Linked DNA regions of Homo sapiens: region 1 is linked to region 2. Evidence: chromatin contacts called from ENCODE Hi-C or POLR2A ChIA-PET data. All regions are on one chromosome and are shown on one strand. The core of a region is the stretch at or near the end of the contact, and the rest is flanking DNA. Distances in the headings are between cores, read along the strand shown. Region 1 overlaps LOC107987282 (a long non-coding RNA gene). Region 2 overlaps LOC105372631 (a long non-coding RNA gene).

What was found. Hi-C counts contacts between places; a loop is a spot of excess contacts on that map. ChIA-PET counts read pairs that join two places held with the same protein, here RNA polymerase II (POLR2A). Pooled maps may share reads with other maps.
Region 1: a loop to region 2 is called in a pooled map, with 2.4 times the contacts of the local background. The contact joins two enhancer-like sites. A Hi-C loop is called at or near these places in 1 of 50 pooled maps. POLR2A ChIA-PET finds 5 or more read pairs at or near these places in 4 of 52 experiments (H1, MCF 10A, Panc1 and 1 more).

The regions. Positions count from the first base shown.
Region 1 is chr20:45,504,229-45,509,404 of GRCh38, reverse strand. All of the region lies in intron 1 of LOC107987282 (a long non-coding RNA gene), which reads right to left. Among named protein-coding and RNA genes, the nearest start is that of SPINT3, 8.8 kb to the left of the region's middle. Within about 2 kb of position 2,269, at least 2 of the 41 ENCODE cell types and tissues checked have a DNase peak (open chromatin) inside an H3K27ac peak, as active enhancers do.
Region 2 is chr20:45,430,982-45,436,009 of GRCh38, reverse strand. All of the region lies in intron 2 of LOC105372631 (a long non-coding RNA gene), which reads right to left. Among named protein-coding and RNA genes, the nearest start is that of MIR6812, 8.0 kb to the right of the region's middle. Within about 2 kb of position 2,574, at least 13 of the 41 ENCODE cell types and tissues checked have a DNase peak (open chromatin) inside an H3K27ac peak, as active enhancers do.

The DNA.
Region 1 (5,176 bases), core at 1,020-3,519, 74 kb before region 2:
TAAACAACTTTAGCTAGAGAATCCAAAGACTTGCTGTGCTGTGATAGCAGCACCTTTCTTTAGCTCTAATCCTTAAGTAATGGACATGTTTCTAAGCACGTGGTGATAAACAGCCACTCCCCACCATGGGAGCAACGTATATCTGAAGAAGTACCCTGTGTCATCAGGAATCCTGGCAAATCCACTTCAGAGACCACCCTGTCCCTGACAGACAGAATCTCCTTCCAAAATTCCTTGGGAGAGCCTGGGCAACAGTTTTAGGGAACTTGTCCGGTGTTTGGTAACACTTTCATTATGTACCGAGAAAGATGTCACTGAGTATCCTAATAAACGTTGTCCATGATCTCCCCTCCTAATGCACCTACAGGCCCAGGGTTGGTTTTCCTGACTGCAGATCGAAACATATCCCTCATGAGCAGGCCAGGTATGGTGGCTCACATCTGTAATCCCAGCACTTTGGGAGGCCAAGATGAGTGGGTCAGTTGAAGTCAGGAGTTCAAGACCAGCCTGGCCAACACAGCAAAACCATGTCTCTACTAAAAATACAAAAATTAGCTGGCTATGGTGGTGAATGCCTGTAATCCCAGCTACTCAGGAGGCTGAGTCATGAGAATCGCTTGAACCCAGGAGGTGGAGGTTGCAGTGAACTGAGACAGTGCCACTGCACTCCAGCCTGGATAAGAGAGGGAAACTCTGTCAAGAAAGGAAGAAAGGAAGAAGGGAAGGAGGGAAGGGAAGGGAAGGGAAGGGAAGGGAAGGGAAGGGAAGGGAAGGGAAAGGAAGGGAAGGGAAAGAGAAAAGAAACATATTCTTCAGGAGCACAGGGCACAGTGTCAGTAGTTGAGGCGGTCATTAAAGCCACATTCCCTAGCCCTGGATCTGTTAGACAGTTGCCACACTCAGGTAAGGCTGGGCCTATCCGTTGTCCTTCCTGTGCTATGAAACTGGGGTCAAATGGGGTGCTATCCAGATCACTATCCAGTGAGAATTGTCACAAAGGTCGTGGTGACTCACCCAGGAAATGCAAATCCAAAAGTACACCAAAGTCAGGTACATGTCTTCACTCCAAGCGAGCATTGCACCAAAAGTGGTCACCACTGGCAGGAAAGGAACCAGTGAGGGGTGTCCCCCAGGCAAGGTGCCTAGGCAGCTTTGGGGACTCCCTGTGCACGCAGATCCTGGTTGGGACTGCCCAGCCATGGGCACAAGGTTCTTCCATGGTCGCCAGAATTGTCATAGAACCCCAGATTCAGGCTTGTGTACCCAATGGGCAGCTGATGCCAACATTGATGCATGGGTGTTTGGAGATGGAGAAATGTTTATTCAATGTAACCAAAGCAAGAAGGCAGAAGGGTAAGAGCTCTCAATTCCACCTTAACAACAATAACAAAGTGGGCTTTTAATGTGGCTGGGGAGTAGGGGAGGGGAAGTTTCAGGGAACAAAGGGGAAAAGCCTGTGTTTCTTCCCTCTCAGGTAACACCTGGAACAACTAGACCTCTGGGAGTCAGCAGCTAGTCACAACGTCCTTAAAGTCTTTCATTTCTTCTTGCAAACCTTTTCGTGACCCTGAAGTTATCTCTCCGTTTAACAAGGAAACAGCACATCAGCAACTGTTTGTTTGCAACAAATAATTTTGTTGTGGAAACAAGGAATATTGGGCAAAAAGCAAGTGCAAAACATTTTCATTATTTTAGTCACTAAAAATGCTGGGGTGCTGAAATCTCAAGGGGCCTGGTTACAGTCTCATGACTAAAATTGCATCATTCTATCAATACTCAACAGCTTCAGACAAGACAAACCTTCAGCACAGGTGGAGATAGACAAGTTAGTCCACACGCTCACACAACACTTATCCGCTGTTCACCCACCCTTTAGTGGTCCATCTATCATCCATTTTTTAAAACGGAAATGGCCTCCCAACTGGTCTCAGGGCTTTAGTCCTTGCTCTCTACAGTTTATTCTTAAAAGAACAGCCAGAAAGATTCTTTATGTCCTGATACTCTGCTATTAGCAATCCTTCATTGACTTTTCATCTAACTCAGAGCAAAAGCCAAAATTCATATGAGTACAGTAGTTCCCCCATATTTTCAGTTTCACTGTCTGTGGTTTCAGTTACCCTTGGCCCAAAAATATGAAATGGAAAATTCCAGAAATAAACAATTCATAAGTTTTAAATTGCACATTGTTATTGGGGTGAAATCTTGTGCCATCCTGCTCACGATGTGAATCATCCCTTTGTCCAGTGTATCCACCCTGCACATGCTACCAGCCCATTAGTCATTTAGAAACCAACTCAGTTATCAGATCGGCTGTCACAGTATTGTAGTGTTTGTGTTCAAGTAACCTTTATTTTACTTAATGCCCAAAAAATGCAAGATAAGTGATGCTGGAGTATTGTTATAATTGTTCTGTTTTGTTATTATTGTTGTTAATCTCTTACTATGCCTAATTTATAAATTAAACTTTATTATAACTATATATGTATAGGACAACAACATAGTGTATAGGGTTCAATACTATTCGTGGTTTCAGGCATCCATTGAGGATCTCAGAACACATGCCCCACGGATAAGGGCGGACTACTGAACTTGCCTCAGGTTCCTACCCAAAGGTTTCTGGCAGTTGCTATGGACAGCACCCATATTTCCTTTCAGGAATGAAGTGCCTATTACCCCAGCTGGGAGTTTGGTAGCTGATGGTTCTTAGCTGAGTTCCTCTCCTCTATGGAAACGAAAAGAGTCCAGGTACTACCTCTCTCTTCTGATTGGCTGCTTGAGTGCGAGTGTGTGACATGAACTTAGCCAGTCAGTTGCTCCTGCCCTGGACTTTGGATCTGGAGGGAATGATGCAAAGACCCAACAACTGTTGAGAAAATTTTTCTAATTGTGATGGAGATGGTGAAAGTCTGGAGGTCAAAGAGCATTGAGTACCTGGCAGTGAAGTGCAATTTGTAGCTAGAATGAAACTCTACTACAAACTCAGATATGCTCAAAATGTCTTTTAAAAAATTGTAACTGGCAGCTGGGCACTGTGGTTTATGCCTGTAATCCCAGTACTTTGGGAGGCCGAGGTGGGCGGATCACCTGAGGTCGGGAGTTCGAGACCAGCCTGACCAACATGGAGAAACCCCGTCTCTACTAAAAATACAAAATTAGCCGGGCGTGGTGGCACATGCCTGTAATCCCAGCTACCTGGGAGGCTGAAGCAGGAGAATCGCTTGAACCTGGGAGGCGGAGGTTGAGGTGAGTCGAGATTGCACCATTGCACTCCAGCCTGGGCAACAAGAGCGAAACTCTGTCTCAAAAAAATAAAAAAAAAAATTGTAATTGGCCTGAATTTTCATTTTGATCTTCCATTTAACCAGGTAATGGAAATTAATTTCTGTCATTTCATTAGTTTGACGGCCACATACCCCTAAGGGTTGCCTCTACATTCCAGTGCATTGGCTTAATTCCAAGGCATCCAATGGGAAGTGTGCTTGATTCTTGGTCACTATCATATATACACACTGTTTTATTCCTGCCAGATATTTTTCTGGCAGGTAACTGTTGCATCCTCCTCATTTGATGAGAGCTCACTCAGTGACTTATATGCCCCATAGAACTCAAGAAATACCTCACTGCTGCTCCTTAGAGCTCAAGAAATACCTCACTGCTCTGTACCACCTAGGACTATAGGAAACTCAAAGGGACCCTCTAAAAACCCTATACATAGACCTCCCATGTTCCAATTTCTGATCTACCCTGCAAGGGTTCTCAGTTCTAACTAGTGGTTCCTCAATTCATACTTCCTAGTTGTGGAAGTATACCCTGGCTGTGGTCATTTCTCTTGATTCCCAAATATACCTGGTACCCTATTGGCCTAAGAACCCCCTTCTCAGGATCCCAAACCACCATTCATTTCCTCTGGTTCCCTTCTAACTCTCTTCTTTAAACCTCCAATGGGGAGAATTTTATACATGGCGGGGAGCAGAAAGGAAGCAAGGGGTTGTTAAAACCTGATTCTGGTTTTTCATATATTCTTTCATCTCGTGATCTGCATTCACTCTGATGTAATTAAAACACTTTCTTCCCAAAATTAAGGTTCTAGCTCCGATGGTCTAATGATCTCTAAGATCCCTGATACCCTTAATTGCTCAGTTATCTCCAAATAAGCCCTTTGTCTTAGATCTGAACCTTCTCTTTTGAACTCTACAAGCCAAGAATTTAAATATTCTGCGAGCTGTATAATGCTGTCCTGTCTCCTCCCCAGGCATGAGGTAGAATGTCCAGGTGCCAGAAGTGAGAGAAAGACCAAAGAGAAGTAGATCTACAGGTATAAAGCTCCAATTAGCATCTCAAAGTAATATCCTCTCCATAGGCTTTTAATTACTTTATATATGCATATAAAGTATATATACTTTATATATAGTATATAATGCTATATATTTTTGTATAAATTTATATATGCTATTATAAATGTTTATATATATGAAAATAGTAAAAATAGTACTCATATACAATAAGTATATACTCTCTCTATATAGTGTGTGTGTATATATATATATAGAGAGAGAGAGAGAAGGAGGGAGAGAGAGTGTGTACTATTTTCACTATTTTCTACCAGCGTTTTTTTTTTTCTACCAAGACTTTTACTTAGCATTATATTATAAACTTTTTCCCAGGTGGGTGAATATTCTCTGGTGTCATTGTTAATGGCTACATAATATTCTGACCTACCAAGCATTGTAATTTACTTAGTTTACTTGGTTTCCAATGGTTCATTATTATAAAATAGCACAAGGTTAAACACAAGCACAGACACCCTTTGAAAATAACATCCTGTGATTCTGTGAAGAAACAAATTCCCAAAGAGAAGGCAGTTCTGTTGCAGTGGGGGCAGACTGGATACACCATTCTGTACCACCAGGGCAGGAATTCAGGGGAACTCTCACAGGAGGTGAGGGAAGAGGCAGGACACAAGGACTACAGAACTAGTCCTGTGGATCAGGGTCTTCTACAGGGATGAAGTCTAATTGTTGGCTGGCTGGGGCTCAACTAGGGAAGCATGCACTTCCAAGCCCACTTATATGGTTGCTGGCAGGATTCAGTTGCTTGCAGGTCACTTCCAGTTCGTTGGTCAGTGGGTCCTTCCAGAGGGCAGCTCATAACCTATAGATTGCTTTATCAGAGTGAG
Region 2 (5,028 bases), core at 1,325-3,824:
TGATTCTTGTGAATGTGAAATCTGTCCTCCTTTACCAGGTCCACCTGGTGCCCCTGGCTTCATCACCAATGGGCTTACCATGGCCACACGGGTCCTCTTTCAGGCCCTTGTGTCACTCTCTCCCATGCTGACCAGCTCTGGCCACAAAGCTGCCTCTTCCATCACTGGGAGCTCTTCCCCACCTCGGAGCTGTTCCCGTCACCTGGATTGTCTTCCCTCCACATTCCTGCCACCTCCTTCTGCTCAGCCTAAAGGTCACTTTCTCACAGAAGCTGTCCCTGAGCCTCAATCTAAATTGCATCCCCACAAGGACACAAAGATGTGAGCAATAAACACTAAGGATTCCAGAAGGGGGGATGGAGGAGAGCAAAAGTTGAAAAACTACCTGTTGGGTACTATATTCACTGCTTGGGCGACGGGATCGTTGGAAGCCCAAACCTCAGCATCATGCAATACACCCGTGCAACAAACCTGCACACGTACTTTCTGAATCTAAAAGAATTTCTAAAATAAAATAAATTGTACCCCCTTAGTTCTTTCTGAGCACCCTCTTTTTATCTTCATAACACCATCATTTGTATTTATGGAATGATTATGCATCATTATTTGGTAAATGACCTCACCAGCTAGACTCTAAATCAAAAAGGGCTGGGGCTGTATCTGACATATTCTCAGTTGTATCAGCAGCACCTAGCACGGCATCTAACATAAATGATACTTATTTGTGGTTTGGCTTAATACAAAAAAAAAAAAAAAAACTTTGGGAGGGGAGGGAATTCAATCAACAGACAAAAAATAATGCTATGTAGGGGAAAGAGAAACAAAATGTTCACAGGTATTGTATTAGTGTTGTAAGAACATGGGCGTTCTTTTTCTTTCTTTAATATCACCTATTTAATCTCTTATGTTCTTTTTATGATTAAGAAAATAAAAAACCTTACAAATATTTTTGTACTATTTAAAATTAAGTTTTCATTTAAAACATAGACTTCTGGGTGTATTAGTCCATTCTCCCACTGCTATAAAGAACTACCTGACACCAGGAGTGGTGGCTCACGCCTGTAATCTCAGCGCTTTGGGAGGCCGAGGAGGGCAGATCACCTGAGGTCGGGTGTTCGAGACCAGCCTGACCAACATGGAAAAACCCCACATCTACTAAAAATACAAAATTAGCTGGGTGTGGTGGCACATGCCTGTAATCCCAGCTACTCTGGAGGCTGAAGCAAGAGAATCACTTGAGCCCGGGAGTTAGAGGTTGCAGTGAGCTGAGATCGCGCCATTACACTTCAGCCTGAGCAACAAGAGTGAAACTGTGTCTCAAAAAAAAACACAAAAAAACAAAACAAACAAACAAAAAATGGCCGGGTGCAGTGGCTCATGCCTGTAATCCCAGCACTTTGGGAGACCGGGGCGGGCGGATCACCTGAGGTCGGGAGTTCAAGATCAGCCTGACCAACATGGAGAAACCCTGTCTCTACTAAAAAAAAAAATACAAAACTAGCCAGGGTGGTGGTGCATGCCTGTAATCCCAGCTACTTGGGAGGGTGAGGCAGGAGAATCGCTTGAACCCGGGAGGCGGAGGTTGCGGTGAGCTGAGATCGCGCCATTGCACTCCAGCCTGGGCAACAACAGCAAAACTCCGTCTCAAAAAAAAAACAACTACCCGAGACTGGGTAATTTATAAAGAAGAGGTTTAATTGGCTCACGGTTCTGCCAGCTGTACAGGTAGCATAGCTGGGGAGGCCTCAAGAAACTTTCAATCATGGTGGAAGGCAAAGGGGAAGCAGACATGTCTTACATGGCAGGAGTGGGCGAAAGAGAGAGGGGGGAGGTGCCACACACTTTTAAACAACCAAGTATCATGAGATCTCACTATCAGGAGAACAGAAAGGGGGAAATCCACCCCCATGATCCAACCAGCTCCCACCAGGCCCCACCTCCAATATTGGGGATTACAATTTGACATGAGATTTGGGTGGCAACACAAATCCAAACCATATCACTGAGTAAAGTGCAGATGGCAGGATAGTTTCACAATAGAATGTTCATTCTCTGGTTTCTATTGAATTGGATAGGAGAAAAAAAAAAAACAGGTAAAAAAAAAAAAATCAGCAGCAGTAAACCACCATGGGAAACAGTAGAACCTCATTCCATAAACTTCAAAAAGCAGTAGCAACAGAAAAATATAGAATATCTTGATGTGTTTCGTCATGGTCCTATCCCCAACTGCTCTGTTCCAGAAGAGGTGCAGGAGAAAGAGGAAATAATACAAAAGTCCTGAAAATTCTCACCAGTTGTTCCAGTGAGTTGCCTACCAGGATCCATACTTAGTGGCACAAAACAACAACTCTTTTCTGATGCACGTGGATTCTGTAGGTCTGGAATTCAGGCGGGGCTTAGTTGGGGAATTCTTTTGCTCCTTGTGGCCATGTCTGAGGTCATTCTGTGGTACCCAGCTGGGCTGGGCTGGGCTGGAGGACCCAGGATGGCTTCAATCACATGTCTAGGGCCTTGGCAGAAAGGCTAAACTAAAAGGCTAAACTCAGCTGGAACTGTTGGCCGGTGTCCACTGCATGTGTTCTTTTCAGCAGTGGCCTCTGGGTAGTCAGACTTTTCACATGGACATCAGCATCACCCAGAGCCAGCATCCCAAGAGTGCAAGATGGAAGGACAGCCTTTTTTGACCTAGCCTCAGAAATCACACAGTATCTCTTCCACTGCATTCTACTGATCATGATGGAGTCGGCAAGGTCAGCCCAGATTCAAAAAGGGGATTGACCCCAATTCTCAATGGGACAAGTGCCAGAAAAATTGCAGACATGTTTTTAAACTGAGACAGATTAGTTAAAATTTTCCTATATGTAAAATATAACTTCCTCCAAGACCCGTCCCCACCTACCCCCACTGCCCTACTTCCCACTAAAAAAAAAAAAAAAAAAAAAAAAAAAAAAAATCTTGGCCAGATGCAGTGGTTCATGACTGTAATCCCAGCACTTTGGGAGACTGAGGTGGGAGGAACACTTGTATCCAGGAGTTCGAGACCAGCCTGGGCAACATAGCAAGACCCTATCTCTATAAAAAATAAAAAATTAGCCAATCACGGTGCCACAAACCTGTAGTAGTCCCAGCTACTCAAAAGGCTGAGGTGGGAGGATTGCTTGAGCCTGGAAAGTCAAAACTGCAGTGAGCCGTGATCACACCACTACACTCCAGCCTGGGTGACAGAGTGAGTTTGTCTTAAAACCAAACAAACAAACAAACAAACAAACAAACACCTCATCCTATTTTGACATCAAACTCAGCTCCAATTTCTGGAGCTTATCTACATCAAGTCCAGCTGCAAAGAGGCGTCTTGGGTTCTGTTCCGTGGGTAGAGTTTCTCTCCATCTGAAAACCTGTGAACTAAAGAGACATGTTTTCTGCCTCACATGCACCCAACCTGCAATGGCGAGATTGGCACAGGAAACCACTATGTTCACTACCGTTTTAAAAGGGGAAGTTCAGAGCAATCACTGAGCCCCGGCAATTCTGAAATTGAATTGTGCACCTGTTGCCAGAGGTTCTTGGCTCCACTCTGACTCACACTTCCTTTTCCATAAGAAATGGCTCTTGCTTGCAACTGAGTAGCCTTCTTGTCCTGTGTCTTAACAGAATACCTGAAACTGGGTAATTTATTAAAAACCAAATTTATTTCTTACAGTTCTGTAGGCTGGGAAGCCCAAGGTCAAGGGGATGCACCTGGTGAAAGCCTTCTTGTTGTGGGGACCCTCTGCAGAGTCCTGAGGCAGTTCAGGACATCACATGGTGAGGGGGCTGAGCATGCTAAACTATGTGTTTTCCTCTTATAAAGTCACCAGTCCCACTCCTATGATAATCCATTAATCCATTTATCTGTGAATGGATTAATCCATTCATGACCCAATCACCTCTTAAAGACCCCACCTCTCAGTACTGCCACATTAGGGATTAAATTTTAATATGAGTTTTGGGGAGGAGTGTTAGAGAACTGCATGCAAAAAGTCAAGATGCATCCCCAGAAAATTCAAGTCCCACCCAAGCTCTTGGGGTCTCCACAGAGATAAAAAGCCCACCAAGGTTTGCCATTCCCCAAGGCTCAAATTTCTAATTGGTTGGCTGATCCAAAGCTCCAGGGAAACTTTCTCAAAAATGGAATAACACGTCACTAGAGGAAGCCAACTGTGGTTCCAGGAATTTAAGAAAATCTCCAGAGAGCAGAGCCCAGGCTGCCCATCATAGTCAAGAGACATCTCCAATAGCATTCCTTTCTTCCCTCAACCCCATGACTTTAGGCTCCACAGAAGTGTATAGAGGCAAACTTCAGACTGCAATTTGGGGGGTAGGGATGGAAATAACAATAGATCTCAGATATGGTGAGAAGGAAACCAAAGAGAATATACTGACACCAATTAGAATAAGCGAAAGGACAGGGCAGAGTTGCCCAAACTGAGCCTGACGAAGATGAAGGGAAATGACAGAGTAGCTATGCACCATACTACATACAGTTATAAGGAAGAAAGAAAATAAAGCAGGGAGGGAGGGAAGAAAGGAAAAAAAGAAGAAAATTAAAAAGGAAAGGACGCTGGAGAAAAGAAACAGACACAGATAACTGAATTCAGCAGAAAATCTGATAAAAGGAAAAATTTATAGGAGGGCTTTCAGCTTAAAAAACAAAAACTTTAATAAAATAAGACATTAGGCTGGGTTCAGTGGTTCAGTGTTCACACCTGTAATCCCAGTGCTTTGGGAGGCCAAGGTGGGAGGATTGCTTGAGGCTAGGTGTTGAAGACCACCCTGGACAACATAACAAGATTTCATTTCTAAAAATAAATAAATAAATAAATAAATATTTTAAAATAAATAAAAATTTAAAAGACCCTTAAAAATGAGTGTTAAAGAAATAAATTGAAGATCTAGGTAACACCACTAAAAAAACTGCAAATAAATTGAAAATCTCAAGGAAGAAACAAGTCAGAGCTACAAATCAAATTACTAGCATAGAATAAAAGT